5 separate regions of the Homo sapiens genome follow, and regions 1, 3, 4 and 5 are each linked to region 2. A link is a loop called in an ENCODE intact Hi-C map of the cell type or tissue named here. Cell type or tissue: endothelial cell of umbilical vein. All regions are shown on one strand.

Evidence for each region. A loop is a pair of places that touch in the nucleus more often than their neighbours do. Peaks named below come from ENCODE experiments on the same cell type or tissue, not always from the same donor. Only the 100,000 strongest peaks of a DNase experiment are listed, where the experiment ranks them.
Region 1: a loop joins it to region 2, with 2.2 times the contacts of the local background. A loop is called at or near these places in 7 of 110 quality-filtered maps.
Region 3: a loop joins it to region 2, with 5 times the contacts of the local background. A loop is called at or near these places in 26 of 110 quality-filtered maps.
Region 4: a loop joins it to region 2, with 10 times the contacts of the local background. A loop is called at or near these places in 6 of 110 quality-filtered maps.
Region 5: a loop joins it to region 2, with 4 times the contacts of the local background. A loop is called at or near these places in 4 of 110 quality-filtered maps.

What each region holds. Positions count from the first base shown.
Region 1 is chr12:108,641,937-108,645,936 of GRCh38, forward strand. CORO1C (coronin 1C) reads right to left here. Exons shown (of 11, transcript NM_014325.4): 11 at 3,173-4,000. It overlaps LOC105369968 (a long non-coding RNA gene), which reads left to right. Exons shown (of 3, transcript XR_007063449.1): 3 at 1-4,000. Among named protein-coding and RNA genes, the nearest start is that of MIR4496, 8.1 kb to the left of the region's middle. In endothelial cell of umbilical vein, no CTCF peak of the experiment used is centred here; a DNase peak (open chromatin) is centred at 2,335; H3K27ac peaks cover 1,775 bases.
Region 2 is chr12:108,852,219-108,856,218 of GRCh38, forward strand. It overlaps SSH1 (slingshot protein phosphatase 1), which reads right to left. Exons shown (of 15, transcript NM_018984.4): 2 at 420-460. Among named protein-coding and RNA genes, the nearest start is that of SSH1, 3.4 kb to the right of the region's middle. RefSeq lists an enhancer at 1,747-2,946. In endothelial cell of umbilical vein, a CTCF peak has its summit at 1,985 (motif pointing left); DNase peaks (open chromatin) are centred at 723 and 2,393; H3K4me3 peaks cover 1,119 bases; H3K27ac peaks cover 4,000 bases.
Region 3 is chr12:108,949,349-108,953,348 of GRCh38, forward strand. The region is part of intron 6 of SVOP (SV2 related protein); the gene reads right to left. Among named protein-coding and RNA genes, the nearest start is that of SVOP, 70 kb to the right of the region's middle. In endothelial cell of umbilical vein, a CTCF peak has its summit at 1,969 (motif pointing left); a DNase peak (open chromatin) is centred at 1,953.
Region 4 is chr12:108,687,857-108,691,856 of GRCh38, forward strand. The region is part of intron 2 of CORO1C (coronin 1C); the gene reads right to left. Among named protein-coding and RNA genes, the nearest start is that of CORO1C, 42 kb to the right of the region's middle. RefSeq lists enhancers at 3,547-3,826, 3,617-4,000, 3,777-4,000. In endothelial cell of umbilical vein, a CTCF peak has its summit at 2,242; DNase peaks (open chromatin) are centred at 1,655, 2,175 and 3,875; H3K27ac peaks cover 3,317 bases.
Region 5 is chr12:109,461,705-109,465,704 of GRCh38, forward strand. All of the region lies in intron 2 of KCTD10 (potassium channel tetramerization domain containing 10), which reads right to left. Among named protein-coding and RNA genes, the nearest start is that of KCTD10, 14 kb to the right of the region's middle. RefSeq lists enhancers at 1-47, 854-1,660. In endothelial cell of umbilical vein, no CTCF peak of the experiment used is centred here; DNase peaks (open chromatin) are centred at 797 and 1,567; H3K27ac peaks cover 2,757 bases.

The DNA of each region.
Region 1 (4,000 bases), 210 kb before region 2:
CAAAGCTTTCTCTGCCCCCACAACTGCCTGGGGGCCTTTGAGCCACTTCTCCCCAGTTCTGTTCCAAACCCACCAGGAAGTCCTTCCCCAAAAGTCCACTTACTCTTTGAGATCAGTGTGAGGAAGCTACTCTAAGAACAAAACTAAGCACCCGGTGGTGAGTGCCCAAGCTCAAGTGTGCAGATTTTTTCTGACAGCAGAATAGACCTGTCTACTTGCCTTCCAAGTTGAGTCCTGAAGTGGGTAACTTCCTCCTCTGACTTCTGCCCTCAGGCTCCCTGGGCAACGGCCCTGACGTTGCTTTCTAGCCCCTCACCATGAAGCCTGTCAGGGAGCCGCGTGCCTCACCCTCTATCTGCCCCTCACTAAACTCAGGATCCTAAAATCTGCCCTCTTACCCATTTTCGTTCACATGAATTAAACTCCAACTACAATGAATTTGAAGGATCCCATCTGCCTCTCTAAACTCACCCCCCTCCACATTTCAGCCAATCCAACCAACTCAGCAGTCACCTTATCCTCAAGGATCTTGGGATGCGCAGTAATTCCCATCTCCCACCCAGCCCTCCTGACACTCGCCACAGGGGAACTTTCAGCCGGCACACCACGGCCAGTGTCGCCTAGCGAACACACCCCCCCCCACCCCACACCCCAAAGTTCGAAGTTGAGAATAAGCCATTTGCTGGTGGACTCGGTTCCCACAGGAGGGATGAGGACAGCTGCCATCTGCACATCAGCTGCCTAGGACTTAACATTTCACACGTCACGTTTCAAATAGAGGCAGCAGCTGCAGCTGAGATGAAGCATATCAAAGTATACTTAGCCCTTACTATATTGGAAGAAAACGTATTTCCCAGTTCCGATGACCTTTGTTTTCTGCCATATTAAAGTCTTACGTAATTTAATTTTTATATAGCCAATCTGTCTTTTCCTTTGTGATGTATTCCATTGCTTTAGGGCTTACATTTTTTCTAGTCTGAAGTGTAGATTAAAAGGGACTTACTTTCTTCTAAATAGAAAAAGAAAAGGTTTTATTTTAACTGTGGACTCCATTAAGAATGTATATTGGTGTCCCTGCTGCCCCCACAGCTAACCAAATGTTGCTGCACCATTTCAAACATCTCCACTGATTTATGCTTATCTTAATAATTATTAACTTATCACTAATACATTAATTTTAATAATGCCTTTCTGGGAATAAATACATTTATAGGAAATTTCTAAATTCAGAAAAATAGGATTAAATAGAAATTACACACAACTTTACCTCCCTATAGCAATAACAACATTTCTGGTATTTATTCTACACATAAGTATACATTGTATATGCATATATCCTTTAAAAAGTTTGTCACAAGCCATCTGTTCGGGGTTGGTTTTACATATCTGTATTAGGAAACCTACACCTCTCACTAGAAGTTCTGGTCCTGAATGTTCTTATGAGGTCCAATGGACTTCACTTTCTTCCCCATTTTACTTCTGAATGGATTAGCCAACTAACATCATTTACTGCAGAGTGACTCCATGGGGTAGAGAGCTGATGAGAATTACTTTGTAAACACACTTTTTATGCTGACATCAGCAACACAGTTCACTGTAGGGCTCTTGGCATACACAGAAAAAAGTTGGTAGTGACATCCAGCACCCAGAAATAATATACTTTCATGTTTCAACCTAGGTAGGTATATATTTTAAACCCAAGTTGGAATTGACTTTATTTTACTATTTTTTTAATGTTTCCTATTCAATACTCTTTTTAAATGACTTTAAATAATGGAACAGAATTATAACATATGGATATGACAAGTAACTTACTGACCCCCTTCTGCAGAGTTGATTTTACTCTTCTAATTCCTGAATATACCTCCCACTAGTTCCCTGGGACAAAATTTCCAAAGGTGAGAATCTTGGGTCTTAAGAAAACCTTTAAGGCTTTTGATCCACTTGCCAGACTGCCCTCTGGAAAGGCTGTCCACCCCGCACATACCCGCTTTTCGCAGGAGAGGACTGCCACCCCTACATTCTTTGGCAAGGGACTTCTTTTTAACGAATAAAAGAGCACAAAGGGCACTGTCCGGCCTGGACATCAAGGGTTGCCCGTCTGAAGCAGGAAAGGCGTGCCCTTGACGGTGACTCATGTCCGTGACCCACTGCCAGCACTGGGATACTTAATGTGCCCGCAGAAAGAGAAGGGCCCACTTAGAGTTAACAGATTCTTAAGAGCCAACAAAGAGTTTTTCTGGGTGTAGAATACCAAGTACAGCAAGGGAAGTGACCTTGAAAAAAAAAATGGAAGTTCCCCCCAGACGAGGTCTGGCTGGCTGTCTGGGGCCAGCATGCTGACCTTCAGGTCTTCTGGCAAAGAATCAAGGTGGCCCGAGTGAGAAAACAAGTTAGTCATAAACAGACCACCACGCGTCTCCTGGCTGACTGCGGGCACCTCGGGTCTACAGAGAGCCCTGCCAACTTCTACTTCCTGCAGCCACGAGTGGACCAAGAACATGGCAGCCATTCTTCTCATAGACTAAAGCAACTTTAAGATAAGGCATTTGAGGAAGGGGAGCTTTATGCTGACCATTCATCATATTCAGAAAAAGCAAACAGTGGGAAATTCTTTGCTACAATCACTGAAATGTCACGAGACAATGTCATAGTGCGAAAGGGAAGCCCTGCAATTCAACTGACCCTGGAAGCCTGCTGGAATAAAAGTCACAGCTGAGCCAAGAGAATTTTGCTTCTATTGAAGAAAAAGTGCTTTCAAAGACTCTGTCAGAAAATCAACTCATAATAGTAACAGTAGCGGCCATGCAGCGAGGGTTGTTTGTGTGGCCACACAGGTATTCCTCTCATCTGAACTACATGGAATTATCATCCTCCTTTCAAGAAAAGGGACTCAGAAGGATTAGGAACCCCATCCCAGGACACACCGCTGGCAAAGGTCTGAGGCAGGATCCAAAGGCTCAGGTCTGCTGGAAGCCAAAACACAGTGCTTGACTGGCTTGGAGACCTCACTTGTACTTGAACTGAGCCACCCACACGCGCTTCCCCTGTACTTACCCCCGGAGAGGAGTATGGCACCGTGCTCGTCCACCAAAGTCAGAGAAGCTATGTCAGGCAGAGAGGTGGGGGCTGCCTCACAGACAGCCAAGGCGTGAAATAAACACAAACACCATTTTGTAATCAATGATTTTTATCTCTGAAAATGGAAGCAAGTGTTTTGACAGAACACTATGGCCACTCTATAAGAGCCGACCTAGGAGTAATTCACTGTCCTCTTCTGGGATGTCATGGCTTAAAAAAAAAAAAAAAAAAAGACAAAACAGGAAAATAATCCACAATGCTTTGGGCGCCTACTCTGAGCTTGGCTGGGCATCCATTCATTAAATAAGTCATAAGCTACAAACTAAGATCAGGGTAACTTTCCCTTGCCCTCCTGCTTCTCTTTGAACCACATGCCCTACGGTGTTTCACCACCATCAACAACTTTACTTCATTAATTCGATATCAGAACCTTAAAACACTACTGAATCTTAGACAAAAGGTCCTCAGCAGATTACATTGATAAAGAAACAAATACAGATTTGAATATAAGTCATTGCCATTATTGTTTTCTTTACATCTCATGATCCACTTCAATATTAAACACATACATACACACACACAAAACCACATCAAACATTCAGATGCCCTGAAATTGTGGAGACAGCACTCCCAGTATTGGCTGGATAAGAACATGGTCCTTTTTCTACACGGACATTACTCCAAGTTCGGCTGTCACCACACTCTGCCCTCACCCTGGCTCCCTGCATACAGACGTTTCCAGCCAGTCCCATGCCCACACCAGCACGAGCATGTGCAAGAATTCCCTTCGTGGTCCCAATGGCACTACACATTTCACGTTCAATCACAGACAGCCCTTCCAAAACAGAGGCTCCTTAAATCTTGTTTCCCAAGCATGCACTATAAGAAACTGGAAACGGGGCAAAGTTCCAGCTAACCG
Region 2 (4,000 bases):
ACTAAAAAATTGGCATATTCTTTTTTTTTTTTTTTTAAGACGGAGTTTTGCTCTGTCGCCAGGCTGGAGTGCAGTGGCGCAATCTTGGCTCACTCTGCCTCCCGGGTTCAAGCGATTCCCCCGCCTCAGCCCCCCAAGTAGCTGGGACTACAAGCACACACTACCACGCCCGGTTAATTTTTTCTGTTTTTTTAGTAGAGACAGGGTTTCACCATGTTGGCCAGGATGGTCTCGATCTCCTGACCTTGTGATCCACCCGCCTCAGCCTCCCAAAGTGCTGGAATTACAGGCGTGACCCACCGCACCCAGCCCAAAATTGGCATATTCTTTTTGAACGTTTTCCCTTTGGGAGAGGAACAAGAGCATTCCTTACCTGCTTGGGAGAAAGACTTAGGAACAAGAATTGAAAGTCTGCTTACCTGAGGTTTAATTTTCGATCTTCTTCGCTGCCAGCCTCCAACTACAGAGAAAGAAAGAGAATATCACACCACAGGCACCACTGTCAACACGCCTCGGGCGGCAGTCTCACATTTTCTACCCCGGTACTGGAAAAAGATAAAGATATCCAGGAAACCTAGCTACTTCTAAACAGCCGTGCCCTTTCCTCACCAATCCCGGTCTGTCCCTTGGAGTCATTTCCGTGGGGGAATTTTCAGGTTTCCAAATGTTGACCCACATTCCTGCCGCAGTCCAGGGGATGGAGTCCTGTTAGCTCAACATTTCCTATCTGGTGTTGTTACCCAGCACGGTCTTTTAGCCCTCAGCCCTCAACTTTCCGAGGTTGTTCTGGACCTTATCCTGTTTTTCTCTTTTAAGGGGAGGGGGTCATGTTTAAAGAGAATCCACTTCCTCCGCAGAGCCAGGCAATAACAGCTGAGTGATGAACACCATTTTCAAAAAACCAACCCAGGCAAGACTTGCACAGTGGAAGGTGGCCAGGAATCAGGCCGTCTGTTTGTGGGTCTTGAAAGCTCTTGATGGTTCTCGAAAAGACTTAAACATTTGATACGAAACATCCTAGGCTATCGGTTTATTTATATAAATGCAAGAAAGAGATATTTAATATTTTCTGAAATCTAAAAGGCCACGAGTTTGGGCTCCAGAAGTACCTATGACTTATTTTTATTTTTTTTCTTTCAGAGAGCAAACTGAAAATAAGAAGGAAACACATACACACCCCCCAAACAACTCCGCACCGCTGGGACTTGGCATGTTTTTTATGTTGCACAGAGGCGCCCATTGAATGGGAAAGAGAAACCTGGAAAGCTGTGATGGCTGGGAGAGATGCAGGGCTGATCGAGGACAGAAATGAGGCAGGAGCCAAGGGCGAAGGAAAAAGGGTCCAGAGATAATGTAGGGAGGGGCCTGGGCAGCAAGGGACACCCACCAGGAGGTGGCAACTTCAACCAAGAATGAGTACACCAGCCCGGCGCAGTGGCTCACACCTGGAATCCCAGCACTGCAGGAGGCCGAGGTGGGCGGATCACCTGAGGTCAGGAGTTCGAGACCAGCCTAGCCAACAAGGTGACACGCTGTCTCTACTAAAAATACAAAAATTAGCCAGGCACGGTGACATGTACCTGTAATCCCAGCTACCTGGGAGGCTGAGGCAGGAGAATCACTTGAACCCAGGAGGCGGAGGTTGCAGTGAGCCGAGATTGCACCACTGCACTCCAGCCTGGTGAAAGAGCAATACTTCGTTTCAAAAAAAAAAAAAAAGCGTACACCAGAGGGCCTGGGAGTCCCTACATCATATTAAGATGAAGTACATACAAGATTCTGCAGAGGCACCTACCCCACACTGAAGGAGAAGTGGAAAGAGCAGGGAAGGCTTCAATGACCACAAAACAAGTCACAAGAGCAACAAATTGACAAAGAGTATGTTGGGGTCTAACCCAGTGGTTCTCAATGCGGAGCAAGTTCTCTCAACAGGAGACATTGGAAGATGTCTGGAGGCATTTTTCTGGAGGTCACTACTGGCACCTAGTGGGTAGAGGACAGGATCCCACAACACACAGGATGGTCCCCCCACAAGAGAGAATGTTCTGGTCCCAAGTATCAACAGTGGGTTGAGAAACTCTGGTCCAATCCAAAAAAGTGCCTGGAGATCTGCCCATGAAAATTAGTCACTTTGAATGTTTCTCAGAAATAACAATGTTATGATCCATTCCTGAAAATTATTGATTTATCTATTCTTGTGCTCTGCCTGTTCACACAAAGGAACTGAGATAAGATTCACAGGAAAATGACATAAGTGACATAATCAAAGACTGGGAAAAAAAGAAAATTAAAAGAGAAAAGAGAGCCTTAGGACTGAGGGCTGTGATCCCCCGTTTCCCACGCCGGCAGCAGGCCTGGCTGTGTCAGGAAAGCACTGCCCTAAGTGTCTGACTCATTATGAAGTTGCAATTTGAAGAGTGATGACGTGACTTGGGGGTACGGACTTCACAATCATTTAACTCTCGGTCACTCTCTGAGGTTCTCAGATGAAAGGCCATCTCAGGTCAGTTATTCCAGGGAAACTACATCTGCCAAGGAACACATGAAAGAGGTAATTCAGTCCTTTTAGATGAGCCAGGGCCCACACACAGGAAGCAACTCAAGCGAGGGCGGACCAGGGCAGAACCGGCCTGGCCTAGGTCTCCTGACCCCATACACACTTGCTGTCTCCATCCCACCTTGCTTCTCACCTCAACACATCTGAACGAGGGCCTTGCCTTCGGGAAACATCCCAGCGCATTCAAAGCCAAGCAATGAATGCTGCAGCTTTGCTATGATCAAATAAAAGCTGCCTGAGTTTTACTTTATGTTTATCAGGGTCATTGGCACTTGGTAAAAATAATGCTTTATATAATAATTGAAAATGTATCTAGTAGACACAACACAAATGTCCAACAAAATGTGGTACATCCATACAATGGAGTATTATACAGCCATGAAAAGGAATGAAGTACTGCCACATGCTACAATATGCATGAACTTTGAAAACGTGATGCTGAGTCAAAGAAGCCAGACACAAAAGGCCACACAGGGTGTGATTCCATTTATATAAAATGTCCAGAATAAGCAAATCCATAGATACAGAAAGTAGATTAGTGGTTGCCTAAGGTTAGGGAGAATGGGGCAGGGGGAGGCTGCAGGTGAGGGCTAACGGGTACAGGGTTCCTATTTTGGGGAGGATGAAAATGTTCTGGAATTAGATGGTGGTGGTTGCACAATCTCATGTATATACTAAAAACCACTGAATTGTACACTTTAAAATGGCAAATTTATGGTATGTAACTAAAAAATAATAAGACCTTAAAATGCGTAAGACAAGAACAGATTAGGTTGCAAGTAACTCTAGGAACATGGGGTTTTGAATCAGAAATCTGGGCTGACAGGTTCAGCCTGAAGCCAACCTCTCCCCTTACCTCACATAAACTTTTGTGATGAGAACCTGAGATTAAGTGCATAAATTGCCAGACAGCAGTGACCGGAACAGAAAACAGCCCCTCCTCGCTGTGGGAAGGAAAGGCGCTCCTGCAACCTAACTTCTCAGTAGCAGGCTATTGATCGCCAGTGTTCTTTTGCCTCTAATCAGCGTGTAGAGGGGGATTACTAGAACCTTCTGTGTATAGATAACTCATGAATGGCCTCTCCTCTCCAAGGAGGGGGCTGTGAAGGTTCAACTTCCCAGCCACTCTGAAAATGTCCCTGCCAATCCCAGCAAAACAAGGCTGAAGAACTACCCTACCAGGAGACAGGGCTGTCAAGCCAAATGCAAACATTATTCTCTTGTCTCTCTCAGACACACAAACCTCCCCCGTGTTATCAGTCAACTTCCCCCACTCCCTCCCACAAAGAAAGGGGCTGAAGAGCCCAGATGCTGGCTGCGGAACTTCCTGGGCCTGGGACCGCAGGGCCGCTCCTCCAGTCTTCTCTAAACACAGCTAAGGGTCTGCAGGCGGACACTCAGCCTTGTTATAGGTAAGAGTTTAGACCAGAGGCCTTGACGGGT
Region 3 (4,000 bases), 97 kb after region 2:
CAACCTCTGCCTCCCAGGTTCAAGTGATTCTCCTGCCTCAGCCCAAGTAGCTGGGATTACAGGTGCATGCCACAATGCCCAGCTAATTTTTTTGTATTTTTAATAGAGATGGGGTTTCGCCATGTTGGCCAGGCTGGTCTCGAACTCCTGACCTCAAGTGATCCACCCACCTCAGCCTCCCAAAGTGCTGGGATTACAGGCATGAGCTACTGTGCCTGGCCTGCAATCTTTCAGCCTCTTTTCTATGAAAAAAATAAATACATAAATTTAACTAACATGCTATTTCTTTCTTTTTCCCTTCTCTTTCCTTCCCTCTCTCCTACCTTTTCCTCCCTCCCTTACTTCTTTCCTTCTTTTTTTTTTTCTTAACATACACAGCACACTGTCAGCGTTCCACCCAAACATCCCCATTCTTAGCATGTCCACGCATGCCAGTCCACCTTCTAACTGCCAGTACCTGTGACCCTTTCCAGAGAACTTTCTCTGGTCAGTAAAGCTTGGCTGGCCAGCCTTTGTGGCAGGCCAGAAGTGCCGAAGAATTTAAACTTCCCGGGAGTAGCCCTCACTGGACAGTTCCCTCATCCTTGAAGTGGGACCATTTGGAGGACCTGCGGCTGAGTCTCCCAGAGGAAACTTCTTGCTCTTAAATTTCTGTGTTAGGTTCCGCTTCAGTAAGACAATATGGAAATCTTTTCATGTTAATAGAGGTAGATCTACAGCTTTATTTATTTTTGAGACAGGGTTTTGTTCTGTCACCCAGGCTGGAGTGTAATGGTGCAATCATAGCTCACTGCAGCCTTGAGCTCCTGGGCTCAAAGATTCTCCTGCCTCAGGCTCCCAAGTAGCTGGGATGACAGGCATGCACCAACATGCCCAGCTAATTTTTCTTTTTCTTTCTTTTTTTTTTTTTTGTAGACATGGAGTCTCACTATTTTGTCCAGGCTGGTCTCACACTCCTGGGCTCAAGCAATCCTCCTGCATTTGCCTCCCAAAGTGCTGGAACTACAGGCATGAGCCACCATGCCTGGCCAAGAATTACTCTTTTTTTCTTTTGAGACAGCGTCTCATTCTGTCACCCAGGCTGGAGTGCAGTGGCACGATAATGGCTTACTGCAGCCTTGACCTCCTGGGGTAGATGATCCTCCCACCTCAGCGTCCTGAGTAGCTGGGACTACAGGTGTGCACCACCACACTTGGCTAATTTTTGTATTTTTTGTAGAGACAAGGTTTCACCATGTTGCCCAGGCTGGTCTTGAATGCCTGAGTCAAGCGATCCACCTGCTTCAGCTTCCTTCTGAAGTGCTGGGATTGCAGGCATGAGCCACCATGCCCAGCTGAGCATTATTCTTAGCAGCTGCATAGTCTTCCTCACCTCGGTAGTATCATCATTTATTTAACTGCCCCCTAATTATGAATGCTTAGGTTGTGTTCAATTTCTTGCTTTTGCCACCTGTGCCACAAGAAACATCTTTTCCTATAATTGTTGTGCCCCATATTTGGCCATTATTTACAGCAGTTCATTATGAAAGCAAGCTACTTGATCTTTATCCAAAGTATGGCAATTATTATAATCAGACTGAAAAATAAAAGAATGAGCAATGAAATTAGCAATGCCAAGAATCAGCTGATTCTGGCATAAATAAATTCCCACTGCAAATAATCACATTTACAGCACTGGGCAATTAGAGGCTTGCCATTTGGATCACGTGTTTGGAAAGCAAGAACCTGTGATCTCAGCCTGGCATTTTTGCCTGGTCTTTGGAGGAACGAGGACAGGCTTTGTGTATAAGCTCATTGTAGACACCAATTTGAAGATCATTCTGAGGCAGGTTTCAAGGTAGAACAGCTGGGCAGCTACCTGAGGTACTGTCTTTAAGAGCAGCTAAAACACAAGTAGGGCGTGGGTTACCTTACTCCAGGTTTCCCACCGCAGCCGCTTACATAAATGGTGTTTGGCTGCGGTGCATGGCGCCCTCTACTGGAGGTAAAAAACACATGGGCCCAGTGCCAACCTGTATTGATGTTTTCGTGGAGAGACACGGGGCAATAACAGGTGATTATCATTTGTTATTTGTTGGTGCTTATTTGCATTTCCTAAATTTGGTAAAACAAAAGTATATTGTCTCTAATGACAAAAATAAAATTGTATTTAATTCCCTTGCTTGAATTAAAGTCTATTCCTTCTTGATGTCCCTCCGTAGAGAGAAAGTGTAATTAATCTGGGATTCTACATGTGATTCCTCTTATCTGCCTTAAAGGGTCTAGAAAACTGTTAAGAACCACCAGCCTACACTCCAGAGTCATTCTCCAAGTCAGTACCAGAAACGCCGTGGATATAAATGATTTAACAGGACCTTCTGACTATATATGCCTGAAACCCCTTTGAAATTGTTGTTCAACATGGTAAGGGCTTTGGCACCAGACACACCTGGATTTGAACCCAGTTGCAACTGGTTTGCCAAAGTTGCTCCAATATTTTCCGTCCCGGTATCTATGCACCTTTGCAGTATGACTGCAGCACATCCCATCAAGAGTTCATTTTCCCCTCCTGGGGATCTGTGTGGCCTTGTGACTTGCTTTGACCACCAGAATGTAGCAGAAATGATGTTATGCTAGTTCCAAGTATAGGCCTCAAGAAGGTTTGTGGCTTCTTCTTGCTGCCTTTGACCCCTGTTCAGATGCCATGGGACCAGGTGCCTGGGTGCCCCATGATTCAGTGGACTGAAGACACATGAGCAAGTCCCATGGAGTCTAGAGGAGCCACCAAACTGCCTCACTGCAGAATCATGAGTTGAATTAATCATTGTTTTAAACCATGAATGCAAAGGTGGTTTGTTACAAAGTAGAAGCAAACCCTACATTCCACTTTTTTTTCTTTTCTCTTTTTTTTTTTTTTTTTTTTTTGAGTCAGAGTCTCACTCTGTTCCCCAGGCTGGAGTGTAGTGGTACGATCTTGGCTCACCGCAACCTCTAACCCCCAGGTTCAAGTGATTCTCCTGCCTCAGCCTCCCAAGTAGCTAGGATTACAGGTGTGCACCACCACGCCTGGCTAATTTTTATATTTTTTAGTAGAGATGGGGTTTTGCCATGTTGTACAGGCTGGTCTCAAACTCCTGGCCTCAAGTGATCCACCTGCCTCAGCCTCCCAAAGTGCTGGAATTACAGGCATAAGCAACTGTGCCCAGGCCCCCTACACTACACTTAATAACTATCTGGCCAGGCACGGTGGCTCACACCTGTAATCCCAACACTTTGGGAGGCCAAGATGGGAGGATCACTTGAGTTCAAGAACAGCCTGGGTAACACAGTGAGACCGCCCACCCTGTGCCCTGCAGCCCATCTCAACAAAAAATTTTAAAAATTAGCTGGGCGTGGTGGCACACATCTGTACTCCTAGCTACTCCAGAGGCTGTGGTGGGAGGATCCCTTGAGACTGGAAGTTTGAGGCTGCAGGGAGGTATGATCGTGTTGCTGTACTCCAGCCTTGGCAACAGAGCGAAATCCGGTTTCAAAAATAATAATAATAACTATCTGACCTCCAGCAAGTCCCTTGTGAGTTCTAAGCCTCAGTTTTCACATCTGTCATACGGGGATAAAACAGTTGTTCAATGGACCAAGTAAGTTAGTCTGAGCAGAACATTTAGCAAAGTGCCCAGCACTTGGTAAGCTCCATTATTATATCTACTTTGGGGAAAGAAAGAAAAGAATGAGGAAGGGAGGAGAGAAGGAGGGTTGTAGAAAAGCACAGATCAGCGTAGAGGAATGGGCTCCTTAATGATCTAATTGACTTTTTTTTTTTTTTTTCTTTTTTTTTTTTGAGACAGAGTTTCACTCTTGTTGGCCAGGCTGGAGTGCAATGGCATGAACTCGGCTCACTGCAACCTCCACCTCCTGGGTTCAAGCGATTCTCCTGCCTCAGCCTCCCAAGTAGCTGGGATTACAGGCATGTGCCACCACGCCCAACTAATTTTGTATTTATAGTAGAGGCAGGGTTTCTCCA
Region 4 (4,000 bases), 160 kb before region 2:
ACTTCCTATCAATCTTACTGGAAAATCACAACAGCTTCCACTTATTAACAATGTATCCCCTCTGACCCTTTTTTTTTTTTTGAGACGGAGTCTCACTCTGTCACCCAGGCTGGAGTGCAGTGGTGCAATCTCAGCTCACTGCATGCAACCTCCACCTCCCAGGTACAGGCGATTCTCCCGCCTCAGCCTCCTGAGTAGCTGGGATTACAGGCACACGCCACCACGTCCAGCTAATTTTTGTATTTTTTTTCACTATGTTGACCAGGCTGGTCTCAAACTCCTGACCTCAGGTGATCTGCCCACCTCAGCCTCCCAAAGTGCTGAGATTACAGGTGTGAGCCACCGTGCCCAGCCCAGTATATCTTATTTATCGATCTCACATCTCCTTCTAAAAAGGAATCCACATTTAAGAAGTAGACTCATCCTATATATTGAGGGCAGTACTGAGTACAATAAAAAAAACTGTTAATGTACACAAACATGTACAGAAAATTTCTGACAGACACGTCTCAATAAAGTTCTGTGCTGGGGTGTGTTTTTAAAGCAGCTAGTGGTGTATTACACATGTACCGCAGCCATGTTCACCTTCCCAAACTCTCGAAATTCAACATTGGGAATTTTGCTTCCAATATGTCCTACATATTACAAAAGATCATTCAGAATGACTGTTTCTTCATGTAAGAATGATTCCTCACATAATTATTTCTGACCCACATATTGGTTTGTGGTTGAAGACACTACCAATTGGTGTTAAAATGGATCAATCTAAGCTGGGCACGGTGGCTCACACCTGTAATCCCAGCACTTTGAGAGGCCGAGGCAGGTGGATCATCTGAGGTCAGGAGTTCAAGACCAGCCTGGCCAACACGGTGAAACTTCATCTCTACTAAAAATACAGGCCGGGCACGGTGGCTCACACTTGTAATCCCAGCACTTTGGGAAACCAAGGCAGGCAGATAGGTCAGGAGTTCGAGACCAGCCTGGCCAAAATGGTGAAATCTCGTCTCTACTAAAAATACAAAAATTAGCCCGTTGTGGTGGCACATGCCTGTAATCCCGGCTACTCGGGAGGGCTGAGGCAGGAGAATTGCTTGAGCCTGGGAGACGGAGGTTGCAGTGAGCTGAGAGCGTACCACTACACTCCAGCCTGGGCGACAGAATGAGACTCTGTCTCAGAAAAAAAAAAAAAAAAAATTAGCCGGGCATGGTGTTGGGCACCTGTAATCCCAGCTACTTGGGAGGCTGAGGTGGGAGAATCACTTGAACCCGGAAGGCGGAGGTTGCAGTGAGCTGAGATCGCACCACTGCACTCCAGCCTGGGCAACAGAGCGAGACTCCATCTCTGAAAAAACAAAAAAAGATGGATCAATCTGATAATCACTGGTTCCTGCAAGAAAGGAAATGTAACATTATGTTAAAGTCGCACAACGCTTTACCCAGCAGGCCTACTCTTTCTCATAACTAATGTATGTTTTCACAAAGTAATAAATTCCCATGGTGATAAAAAGTGACACATTCATTCGAGTGATAAGTCAAATCAAATATTCCCCTTTAAGAAGCTCAAGGTATCCCACACACAATTTCTTTCAAGTTTGCATTCTGGAGTGTATCATATAAACCCACACCTTCCTAGGGTGCTGGATTCAGACTGCTTTCTACACGGTTTCCCTTATCTAATCCAACTCAGGCAGCTGTCTCACTTCCAGTACTTTTCCATCTCCTGATCTGCAGTCCTCTATGCCTATTATCCAGACTGGTTACACCACCCGAAGATGTAAGGGCCTAAGAGCCCCCACCCCATCCTGGGGAAGGCAAACAAAGATACTTTACATGACCTGACTCAAAGAACAGTTAAAAGATTTCCACATTGTTCAAACCCCTACCTAATATTCATCTAAGTTTTCATTTTAGGAAAAAATGAGTATCAAAATCACTTTATGTGCCCAAATTTCAATCATAACTTATTTTTGGCTTTGGGTGATACATACTGAGAATTCTTCAACTCAGCAAGGAGAATGTTAAGTCACACATGTGCTCAGAAGTAGAGGAAAAGTTTTCAGCCCAAGCATAAGGGCTCCATTCACACTGTGCAGAGTTCAAAGGAGTCAAAAGCGTATCTATTGAAGTGGGTTTTCCATTTTTTTCAACTTCCTTTTTCTTATGACAGTATTATTTATGTGGATACATGTTTTGTTTGAATTTCTTAAGCCCCTGCTGCTCCACGGGGAGGAGCTAGAGTGATTGTGGTCATGGGACAAGGGGACAGCGGCATGGAAAACAGAGACTCAGCAGCAGACCAAAAAGACGGGTGCACACAATATATGACTTGTGCACAGGCTGGTCCCTGAGAGTGACAGCTCATGGCCCAGGAATAAAACATTCTGAGGAGGCTTTACTTTAAGGGAACCAGAAATACCATCCTTGAGGTAAAAGGAGGTGCTCTGGAATAAACCCTACAGATTGAGTTACCCTGTAAGGTAAGGTAAGCTAGAAACAAAAGCTGCTGGGGAGAGGGAGTATGGGCCTACAGAGACTTCACCTGCCTGTGAGTAAAAAACAGCAGTCTTTTTGGACAGAAGTGAAAATGCCAAGCAAATAATTTTTGCATCACAGATCCTCTCTAAAAACTGGGTTTAATACTGAATAGACCATATTTTAAAATCAATTAAGAACTTGAGGGAAGTTATTGTAAAACTACAAACATTTTATTATCAGAAAGCAAAAACACGGAAAAGTTAACATTTCCTTACTCAACCTTGCCCAAATATGCGATAGCAACCAGAGTAGCTGTATTTCCTAACTTCCTGACTTAAAGAATTTATAAAGTGAAAACCTAATGCTTTCTGCTCATTATTGCAGACAAGTAATTCCATATGATGCTTCTGGGCTGAGAACAAATAAAAACTTGGAACCCAAGATGAGGTAGAATCTAGTTAAAATAAAATTGAGCTAGAAAGCAAAAGCTGAAAAGCAGAAGAACTACAGATGTAAATGCAATATGGAAAATTAAAGCATTCAATATCAAATCAGAAAATAGAGAAACTGGTTGTCTAAGCCCTCGTAGTAAGCAAATGACATTGGAGATTGATCTACTGAAACCCTCTGTGAACGCTGAAGAGCTCCAGGGCTAACCCTTCCCATTGCAGCTCTGCATTGGTTTAATCCACAGGTCTCAGAATGAAAATCCACCCTCCTTGGATGGTGGAGATGATAAATAGAAAAATATTACAACTTTTTTTGGGGGGTGGGAGGGGCTAATGCCTTGGGCTCCATGGCTGAGTCAGTTCCACACAAGCAAGAGGACTGCAGTATAGACTCAATTCAGTCAGCCAGAAATGAAACCCAAGTCACCGTTCCTCCAAGAAAGCAGACATGTGTCCCATCACATGCCCTCTCAGCTCATTCTTCCCCAGACTCAACTCAGGTCCCACCCCTAATGGGCGAAGATATTCAACTTGGCAGGAGCAGATGATTTGCTACATGTGGTTATAAGGTGGCTTCTGGGCAAAACCGTGACTCCAGAAATGTGTTCATGACACCTTGAGTTTATTTCAGAGTAATGTGTGTTCAGATACCTTTCTTTACCGGAGATACAGCAGCTTTCCCAGACTGGGGTTACCATGTTTACACACTGAGGGCTTCTGCTGGCAGCAATTGTCAGCCTGCTTAGCACAGACTGGCACGCTCCACAAACCCAGTAAAGAGTTAAACGTTCTTTGCACTTGACTCAGTGGCTTCTCTTCACCACACACTCCCAGATCCCACCATTCTCTGAGCCACCCGTGCAGCCAATCAAAGCAAAGGAAGGAAATTATCCTGGCCGGCTGACAGCCACAGCGCTCTGATGGCCATATATGGTAAAAACCACTGTCAGAGCCCTGTCAGGCCTGCGGGCCGGCTGCTGTGGACATATCAGTGAACTGCAGCAGCAGGAGAAGCTGGCCAAGGAAACGCACAAAGGCTGCCTGCTCATCTCCAGGGGAGGGGGTGGGGTGGAAAC
Region 5 (4,000 bases), 610 kb after region 2:
GCAGGAATGGAGCAAAGTCCAAGTATCTCCCAACAGCAAATGTGAAGCTCTAAAAAGAAGCCAGACAGATGAGAGGGTGAAGTCGAGGCCTTCTGACAAGCAGGGTGACCTCAGGCAAGGGGCGTCCCCACGGCTCCTGCCACGCATTACAGGTGGAAAATGCCAGTGCGCAGGGCCGTGAGAAGGCTTCAGTAGGAATCGGTCACTTTATGCTACCACCTTCCTCCCCACTTTGGGAGAAGGGCCAACATTTCCACTCCTAACAACGCTGTGCCCTGTTCCACTCCTAACAATGCTGTGCCCTGTTCCACGTCCTCCTCAGACTGGGCCCTACTGATCCTGGGCCTTGGATCAGTGGCAGAGGCCAGCAAAAGTTGAGAGCAGCAAACGCATCTTTTTCACAATCCAGAGTCTTAAGTCTGCCCGCTTTCCCCTACCCCTTACCTGGCAGGTCCAGTCCCTGCCAAGTGCCCTCTCATGGTTTTAGGGCATAGTTTGGTATTCTTTGCATGAATTGCCAGGAAAGTTTGATAACAGGGCCGTTTCCAGGTTCCCCTGATGAAACAGCTCAGCCTAAAGTTCCTGGGCCTTTTGTTAAAAGAACGGTCTCCACCCTCCAGCGGCTTCCACTTCCTACTTCCGCACTGTTCCAATTTCCTGAGTAGGTGGGAAGAATACCCCAAGTGGGGGGAAATGCAATACAAATGTATAGCCCTGAGTCAACTCCTGGTTTCAGGGAAGAAAGAGGCCTTCCCAGGCATGGTAAATCACATCACCCTGACAGTGACCTGCAAATGTGATCCCACCCCACTTCTTTCTACATCTGAGAAAACAAAATATGGAATTAATATCTTATGCAACCCAGATGCCTCCAGGGCCAGTAAGCACAATAAATGAGTGCAGCTGGGCGGGGCTGAGGCTGGGGCTGACAGGACAGCATCTGCCCTGCCCCCAAGAGAGGCAGGCTCTTCCCACTCCAGCCAAGAGTGGCCAGGCAGGAATGTGGGCCCAAGAGCTGTGAGCTCTGATGTTCCATGCAATGCCAGAAACCCAGATTTTTCTGTGAATTCCCTGATTTTTAAAGGACGGTAAACTAATTAAAACAAAACAAAACTGTCATCAACCCACCACAAGGCAAACAAAACACATCTGCAGTTGAACTGGGCCTGCAGGCTACCAGCTTGAGGCCTCTGTGCTACCCTACACCAAGTAATTTTTTCTCAGAAGGCTGACAAGGCAGGGAAAGACCGTATTATCTTTCTACCAGTTCTTTTTTGAGGGGAGCTCATTCCCTTGCATTTTCCACAAATAAAACAGAGGCTCAGAGAGGTGCAGTGCCATTCCCAAGCAGAGGCAGCAGGACTAGACCACAAAGAAAAAGTAAGGCACTCATAGGAAAACTCCTTTCACCAGAATTGAAAAGATAAATAGAATTCAACTCAGCTGCGCAGGGAAGGAACCTTCCACGTTCTGCCTTTGATGTCTGCAGAACTCAGCTGCTTGGGAAGACCCAGGGCCCTGAAATCAATTATCCAAATGACAGCCCAGAGTTCCCATAAATGAACAGGCAGACCGTGACACTGGGCTCCGGCTCAAGAATGCCGTCAGGAAATGCTTGTGGCGAAAGAATCATACTTTGGACAAATAAGGGCAAGGGAGCCAGGCACACTCTCCAGGAGGTTTCAATCAGCGTTTTGACTTTAAGATACTGTGGTTGCTTTCAAAGCAGGAAGTGATCCCTTTGAAAGTCAGCTCAAATGCCTAGCACGTAGAAAGACAAATGGAAGTCAAGCAGCTCCTCGCATGTGGGGGGTCTCTCTCCTGCTGCCACGGGGCACGAGAGCTATTTAGGAAGGCTGTCCAAAGTCAGGGCAGCCTGGGATCCCAGACCCATTAGGCAAGGCTGGAGAGCAGAACTGACCGGGACCACACTGGGCAGCACTGGACTTGGGCTCCAGGACGTCCTCAGCACAGCACAGCAGTTAAGTGTTGGAAACCCAGCTCTGATACCTTCTTGCTGGATGACATTGGTGCTTCAATTAACCTCTGTCTAGCAGTTTTCTCTTCTACAAACGATCTCACAGGGTTGACATAAAAATATGATGAAAGAACGTACAGAAGGCACACAGCACAATGCTGGGTCTACCAACAGCACTCAAAAGCAGCTATGGGTCTTTAACAATCTCATCTTTCATCATTATTGCTGGAAGCAGAGCAGCAGCGTCCAGAGGCAGCAAGTTCCAGCCCCCAGGATGGAGTTGGTGTTGCTTTCAGGGACCCAAGGGAGGAGAAGGCTGCTCTGGGGGTCAGGAGGATTGGGCCACTAGGCTCCCCTCCTCCCCGCCCCGTGAGCATACCATGTGCTTCCTCTCTCCCTGGATGTCTGACCTCTCCTTTCCCCTCTCCCACCACCTCCAGGGAACCTTCACTGACCTCTCTTTGCCATCCTAAGGTATTTATACTCTATATTTTTGTGGTTCCCAAACACCCCTGATCATAAATGCCACCCAAGGTACTTGTGAAAAATTCAGATTCTAGCAACCTGCCTCATTCCTGATCAGAATCCCTAGGGCAGGGTCTCCAACCTGAGCACTTTGACATTTTGGACCAGATAATTCTTAGTTGTAAGAGGCTGCCCCGCACATTGTAGGGTATTTAGTTGCATCCCTGGCCTCTACTCACTTGACGCCAGGAGCACCATCATCCCCAAGAAACAACAAAAATGTCTCTGGACATTGCTAAATATCCCAAAAAATCACCCATTGGTTTGGGCATCACTGAGGTAGATCAAGGATGTAAGTGTAAAAAAGCGATTTAAACTCTGAGGTTTCCAAAAGCCCCATTAAAAAAGCTCAGACAAGTCAGACTGGGAGAAGATATTTGCAGCACTGGACCCCAAAGAAACAGGATCCAGTATATGAACTTTTGCAAAGTAATAAGAAAAAGGCAAATGTGTAAGTAAGATGCAATCAAGCAGTTAAAAGATTAAACTCAAAAGAGCAATACACATAAAAACATGCTCAACGTACCAGACATTAGGAAATACTGAATAAAACAAGGTACCATATCATACTCACCAGATTTGCAATAATTAAAAGGTTGGACAGTGCCAAGGGTTGGCAAAAATCCAGACTTCTGCAGGGAGTAGAAGTTGCCATAACCACTCCAGAAGGGACTCCTGCAATATCTAAGGAAGTAGAAGATGCTGTCCCAATTCCCCTCCTGGGAATAAACTCTAGGGCTGAGCTCCCAACAGTGGGTAAGATCTTAAAGCCATAGCCCTTGAGATGGCTGGGTGGGATCTAGGGAGTCCAGAGCCCCCTCATTTGCCAAAGTGAAAATATGATTGTCTACGTGCCCCATGATGTGGCAAAGGCTGGGCAGCATCGCACAGAGAAACTCCCACGCACGGGGAAAGCGTTCAAGGATGTTCACATTCGTCACAGTGAACACCGCAAACCCTCTACATGATCATCAACAGAATATGGCTCCGGCAGCGGCTGTATGCTTCTAGAATGGACACTCTACCACCGGAAAATGTCTGAACGAGAGCTATTTAGTTGTGGATTGATCTCACAAGCATAATGCTACGTAAGCAAAAGCAAAACATACAAACTGTACAGCACCATTTACATCACGTTTAAAAACACACCAACAGCGCCTTGTTTAGGGACATGCACAGCTATAGTAAGAGTAATACCTGGAAAGATGGACACTTGTGGTTCTCAATGCTGGTTGCACACTAGAATCACCCAGAGAGCTCTTCAAAGTCCTACTGCCTGGGCCACACCCTGGCTGGGACCCAGGCACCAGTACTGACCTCCTCAGGTGACTCCCTCTGTAGCCAAGCTTGAGATCCACCTGGTGACCCCAAATGCTTACCTTTGGAAGGGAGAGGGACAAACAGAGAAGGCACAAAGGGGCCCCACAGGTACAGGTCATACTTTATGCCTGGGCTGAGCCTGGTGGCACAGGTGAGTTTGTTGTATTATTCACAATT